Linked DNA regions of Homo sapiens: region 2 is linked to region 1. The links are chromatin contacts, found by Hi-C in ENCODE. All regions are on one chromosome and are shown on one strand. The core of a region is the stretch at or near the end of the contact, and the rest is flanking DNA. Distances in the headings are between cores, read along the strand shown.

Region 1 (2,994 bases), core at 151-2,650:
TTAGTCTCAAATCATTATATTCCCCGCGAATACACTGGGATTCTCAGTGCCTTCTATCCTTTCATCAGGATTTGAAAATATTTATTTAAGTAGAAAATGAATGGACACACAGATCCCTACATATTGTGCATAATTTTTTCCCTACAGGAATGTCCTTGTCATTTCTTTTTCTCCAAAGTATATAAAAGAAATGCAAATATTACATACCTCTTTAAAAAATAAACTATTACAAAACAGTCAAGAGATAACAATCTTCATCTTGCAGATACCAAATAGCCAGCAATTTATGTACCTAAAAATCCTGAAACAAACATACATCAAAATGGTTATTTATTTATTTTTGAGACGGAGTCTTGCTCTGTTGCCCAGACTGGAGTGCAGTGGCGCGATCTCGGCTCACTGCAACCTCCGCCTCCCGGGTTCAAGCAATTCCCCTGCCTCAGTCTCCAGCGTAGCTGGGACTACAGGCGCGTGCCACCACACCCGTTTTTGTTTTTTTTTGTTTTTTTTTTTTTGTATTTTTACTAGAGACGGGGTTTCACCATGTTAGCCAGGATGGTCTAGATCACCTGGCCTCGTGATCCGCCCGCCTCGGCCTCACAAAGTGCTGGGATTACAGGCGTGAGCCACCGCGCCCGGCCCCAAATGGTTATCTTTGAGAGCTCCTGTGAGATCTCATTTTCTTCATCTTGTTTCTTTTTAGTATTTTTCACATTTTCTACAAGAAATGCATTTTTCTTTTGTAATCACAATCCCCCCTACAACAAATATCATACAATTCCGTTTCACATATGTAACAGTAATAAACGTTTTAGAGATTAAGGCTTCACTCTCATCTGAACTACTGAGAAAATTTAGCAAGCGAATTTCCCCCTTGTCTTTAACTTACAAGAATTGCCCCAGTGTATTGTTCCTGTAGTCATGCTGCCTAAGTCGGCCAGAATTCTAGAGGGTCCCCATCCCTGAGCAAAAAACAAACAAACAAAAAACAAGAAAAAAGAAAGAAAGAAAAAGAAAAACCCATGCACAAGACCTGAGATCTCTGAATCTCAGTTGGGGACACTGGAGAAAGGAAAGGAACAGCACCGTGGATTGGCAACACATTTTATGTAGGTATAAAGATAGGCCTTGCTGGAGATTTGTCCCGGATCCTCCAGCTTATCTCCGGACGCTCCGGTTGCCTAGTTACGAGAACGAGCTACCTCGAGCTCCGCCTCCTTCTTATAGAGTACTCCCCTTTCTCTTTTCCTAGTCTCGCGCAGGGGCGGGTAGCCAGGACTCTTCAGCCACTCAGAGGCCTCTACCTCAGGACCTCAACCGATGATTGGGCGAGCGCAGTACGGGCGTTGCCTGGGGAACGCCTTCCGCGCCTCGAAGTAACGTCAGCACGTCGACGCGGGGCTTTTCTTTAGCCGGGTCCCGCTAACTCGGCTACGGTGTATCTGCGTCTTTGGTCAGGTTGTTCCTTGGCTAAGAGGGCAGTCGTCGCGGACCCACGCGGTTAGCAAGGCTTAGTGCTCGGGCCGGCCGCCTTCACTTCCCTCCCGGCTTTTCCTCCCGACTTATCCACTTTAGGGGCGTCTCGGAGTGCCGGAGGCCCCCGGGGAAGAGCGGGGTGCCGGTGTCCGCTCCGGGCTCGGATGGGAAGTGGTGGGAGGAGCGACCCGGGATGTTCAGTCTGATGGCCAGTTGCTGCGGCTGGTTCAAGCGGTGGCGGGAGCCTGTCAGGTAGGCTGGAGCCAGCTGTCCTGGCCGTCCTAGGGGTTGGAGATGGCTGCGCCCCAGGGGCGAGGCGCCGCCTTTTCCCCGCGCCTGGACGAGTCTATCCCAGGCCGCAAGGGATGCTTTCATTCCCAGGGTGTCCCGGGAGGGAGAGATTGGAGGATGTAGCCTTGTTGTCTGGTCGACTTTCTGTTGCGATTGACAATGCTTACCGTTGTTATATTTTAAATAGGTTTGAATTTGTTAAAAAGTGTGTGTGTGTGTGTGTGTGTGTGTGTGTGTGTGGAATTGAAAACTATCCATTGTGTGTTTTTCCTCTGAAGCTTTTGTAATGGAAATTCTTTTAAAAAGAGGGGGACATGGAATATAGTTTTCATAATATCCGCACATTCCATTCCAAGTCACACCTCCACACAGTTGTATTTGAGGACGTGGGCTTGAAATCTGGCTCCACTACTTAATAATTACATGACTCAACCATTTTGGCCCCACCTTTCTTAAATATTAAATGAGAGTGATAATACTCTGCTTTAGAAATATTGTATTCAATGAGAACAAGTGATAGTGTTTTCTTAACTGTAATGTAGCTTCCAATTTTTATACGGTCTCTAGTAAAACCTTTTAATTGAAAGGGTCCACTTTTTAACATTTCATTTTGAAATGCTGGAAGTATTAATAATTAGTACCTGTTACTTGATATTCATTCATTCAAAAAATATTTATTAAGACAATACCTTGTGCCAGGCACTGTCTTAGGAAATAATCAGTGAAATTGATGCTTTTGAAACTGAGGCCTAACCTATAAAGAGATCTTGTGTTTGTTACACAAATAATGTTGACTTCACATAGTTCTAGTCTGGAATTGGGCCAAGGGTAAGATAAAGCAAAGTTGTTTTTTTTTTTAAATTGTTAACATTTTAAGTATATTTGCCATGAGAATGAACTATCCTTTAAAGAATGAATCTGAAAAGCTACACTTACACATTATAACAGAAAATACATGTCTAGATTGGAAAAAAAGTAACTTTAAATGAAACTAGAGATTCTTCCCCATTATTAGCTCCTAACTGAATTTGAATGTTTTAAATATAAGTAGTAAGATCAACTCTGTAAGTCAAAGATGGGCTGGGTGTGGTGGCTCACGCCTGTAATCCCAGCACTTTGGGAGGCCGAAGCTGGCCGATCTTTGGAGCCCTGGAGTTCGAGACCAGCCTGGTCAATATGGCGAAACCCCGTTTCTACAATAAAATAAACGGGCACGGTGACGCACGC
Region 2 (2,994 bases), core at 132-2,631, 4.9 Mb after region 1:
TTCAAAAACTGATGCCAAACTGATTCAAAAAGTGTGGTACACTACGGGAAAACAGTACTAAAGGGGAAAAGAAATCACCCTGCATTCTCCTTCCATTATGATAAGTATTTAATAAACAGTTTTGCCTGTTTCTGGAACAGGTTTTTCAAGGATTGTAGGTGGAAAAAAAAAAAAGTTTTGTCACTTTCTGGAAAGGCTTACCTTTTTAATGTGGAGAGCTTCACTTGGGCAAATTAGCATAGCGTTGGGTCAGACCCAGTGTTTGACCAAGGCAGTCTAGACCACCAGCCTCAATGATGGATTGTAAAGAACATGTTCTGAATCCAAGACTCAGAGATAAGCAGAAACTATTCCATTCGCTTCAGAACCCGGGCTCTTTCACAAAGGATCATAATTACCACCACTTACCTTTAATAGGCTTAAGATGCTATTTAATTAACCTGCCTTCCTACAGTGTCCATCCATCCGTGCAGCTTAACTTTAGGGGTCATTACCTCCAAAGGTTCTTTTTCCTCCCCAAAATTTTCCCCAGAAGGACCTAATATCAACGAGGCTTTCATAGCAGGGTCTCACGTCCCCCTTTCAGAAAAATAAATGGCCTTGCCAAAAAGTAAAGCCGCGCCAACTTGGGGGACAGACGGGCAAGACCTTGCCTTTGCAACTCAACCCCGTGAGTACCCAGCCAGGTCCGGCCACGCACGAAAGCGCACCGCGCCTCCCTGCAGCGTCTGCAGATTTGTTCAGGGGCCAAGAGACCCGCAGCCCCGACGGAGGTTCCCCCGCCGCTCACTCCCCTGGGACCACTCACCTTGCTGGGCTCCAGCGTCCTCGAGCAGCAGGAGCAGGACAAGTAAGAGCAGGAGGAACAGAGGCATGGAGAAGGAGGAGGAGTTGGAGCAGGGAGGGAGGGAGCGGGAGAGGGGGAGCGCGGCCCAGGCGGGGGCGGCGGCCGCGGCCCGGACTTGGGGACACTGCGGGCAGCGCCTGGCTCTCACCACCGCCCGGCTCGCCATCGCGGCGGCCGGCAGTCTGCCTGCATAGTGCGGGTGCCTCGGCAGCCCCGCGCGCCTCTGGCCGCGGCACCCGACCAGGAGACGGCGGCAGCGGCGGGAGAACAAGAGGCAGCCCTCGCCTCACCCCGCGCCGGGACCCTTCCGCCCCTCACCCCGCTTTCACCTACTCCTCCTTCGTCCCTTCCCTCCGCTCCCCGCGCCGAGACCCCAGGCCGGAGCGCAGGGGAGGGGAGGGAAGGAAGCGGAGTCCTCGAGCCGCGGAGGACGGCCGCGGCGGAGCTAAGGAACGTGCCTCCCGCGCCGCGCTCCTCACCAGGGTCGCCGCTCGCCGCGCTCACCCGCGGCTCCGGCTAGCTGGCAGGCAGGCCCGCAGCCAGCTCCCTCGCGCTCCCTCTCGCGCGCGCCGGCCACGCCCCCTAGGCACCGCGGCCAATCCTCGGCCAGCTCTGGTCCGTCTCCTTCCGCGAAACCCAATCAGCATGCTCGCTCCTCGCTCGACCCGCTAGTTCTCCGGCCCATTCCTCGAGCTCCACCGCCCCTTACCTCCCTCTTCCAATCCCCTTCGGCCTTTGGAGGCGTCCCACCCGCCTCCTCCAATCCAGGTCCCGCCCTCCAGCTTCGGATCCCCGCGGCCCCCGCCCGGCCCGGGCGCCTGTTATTGTTGGGCCCTCAGCCCAAACTGATCCCGCAGAGGCGGCAGCCAGCTCGTCAGTGACTTCCGGGACGTCCCCCATCCCGCGCTCCCTGCTCCTCAGGCCCAGCTTGCTCCTTGCTCCTTTCTCCTCGCTCCTCCGACGCACATCAGACCACTGGAAGGGGGTGGGAAACCTGGATCCTGGGTTGTTTTAGCTGGGAGCTGAGTCTAAGGGACTTTTTTTTTTTTTTTAATGGCAGAGCGTGGCTTGTTTTGTTAAAACTGCCGCCAGTTGTTGCAACAGCTCCGAGTTAGAATAATAGATGCAGTGTTCAGTTTTTAATATATGTGTTCCCTGTTTTCTCTGCTCTTTTTATGGCGGGGGGTGGGGGACAAAAAAGTGTAAAACAAGATCCGTGCCGCAAAGGCAATTTAAACCTAACATCCCAACCTTCATGCAGCCATTCTACAAGGAGTTGTTGAGCACCTGCTGTCTATCTACAGAAATCTTGAAATGTGGAACAGAGATGGAAATATAGCATGCAAGTCAGAATGAAGTAAGTGCTAATTAGAGTCACAAGCAGTTTGATGGAGACTGTAAGCCTATGGAACGACAAAAAGAATTTTAGGAAAGAGGAATGCAGAGGTCTACGCAGTGATTTATTTTAGAAGAGAGTGGCCATGTAGGATGTTTTTAACAGCAGTCCCTGAAAGGACAATGGTGTCATTAGCAAATACAAAAAACTGCTAAGGTGGAACAAGTTGTGTGGGAAAGTAAGTTAATTTTGGACGTATTGAATTTGAGATGCCAACTTAGATAATAAGTGAAGCTATGTAACAGGCAGATGGATATTTTAGTCGAAAGCTCAGATTGAGAGCTTTGAAATTATGGCTCTGGGAGTCATACATAGCCATACATGTATACATATACATATGTATACATAGTCATACATAGATGTGATATTCAAAAACATGGAAGGGACTGATATCCTTCAATGAAAGTCTAAGTTGGAAAGGACTTTGGAGGTCGTATGTTTCAACTCCCCTGCATATTTCTTATACAATAATCTCTTTAACCAAATTTATTCAATTAACATTTATTAAATGCCTAAGAAACCCTATTATGCTCTAAGCCATTGTGGGCATTGGGCATAAAAAGTTTACTGAGAAGAACTTACATTCTGGAGGAGGAGGTGACATGTAAACAAACCTATTGTTATTAGTGCCCTGTTAGAGGTGTGGACTGGTGCCACAATACCACAGTGAACGGAGTTCAAAAAAACCCGTCAGTTTGAAATGCCAGTGTCTTGAATAAGAAACTAAAGTGAAAAAGGTGATCTCAGGCCA

The links. A loop is a pair of places that touch in the nucleus more often than their neighbours do. Pooled maps may share reads with other maps.
Region 2: a map of naive thymus-derived CD4-positive, alpha-beta T cell shows a loop between it and region 1 (20-fold over the local background). The contact joins the promoter of DCBLD2 here to the promoter of ARL13B in region 1. A Hi-C loop is called at or near these places in 1 of 168 maps with a recorded cell type or tissue (naive thymus-derived CD4-positive, alpha-beta T cell) and 10 of 50 pooled maps.

What each region holds. Positions count from the first base shown.
Region 1 is chr3:93,978,755-93,981,748 of GRCh38, forward strand. It overlaps ARL13B (ARF like GTPase 13B), which reads left to right and starts at 1,401. Exons shown (of 10, transcript NM_001174150.2): 1 at 1,401-1,728. The coding sequence starts at 1,670. RefSeq lists enhancers at 1,009-1,168, 1,439-1,568.
Region 2 is chr3:98,900,314-98,903,307 of GRCh38, forward strand. It overlaps DCBLD2 (discoidin, CUB and LCCL domain containing 2), which reads right to left and starts at 1,382. Exons shown (of 16, transcript NM_080927.4): 1 at 809-1,382. The coding sequence starts at 1,013. LOC105374002 (a long non-coding RNA gene) reads left to right here and starts at 1,701. Exons shown (of 2, transcript NR_189121.1): 1 at 1,701-2,204. RefSeq lists enhancers at 281-997, 998-1,713 and silencers at 821-1,510, 1,651-1,700.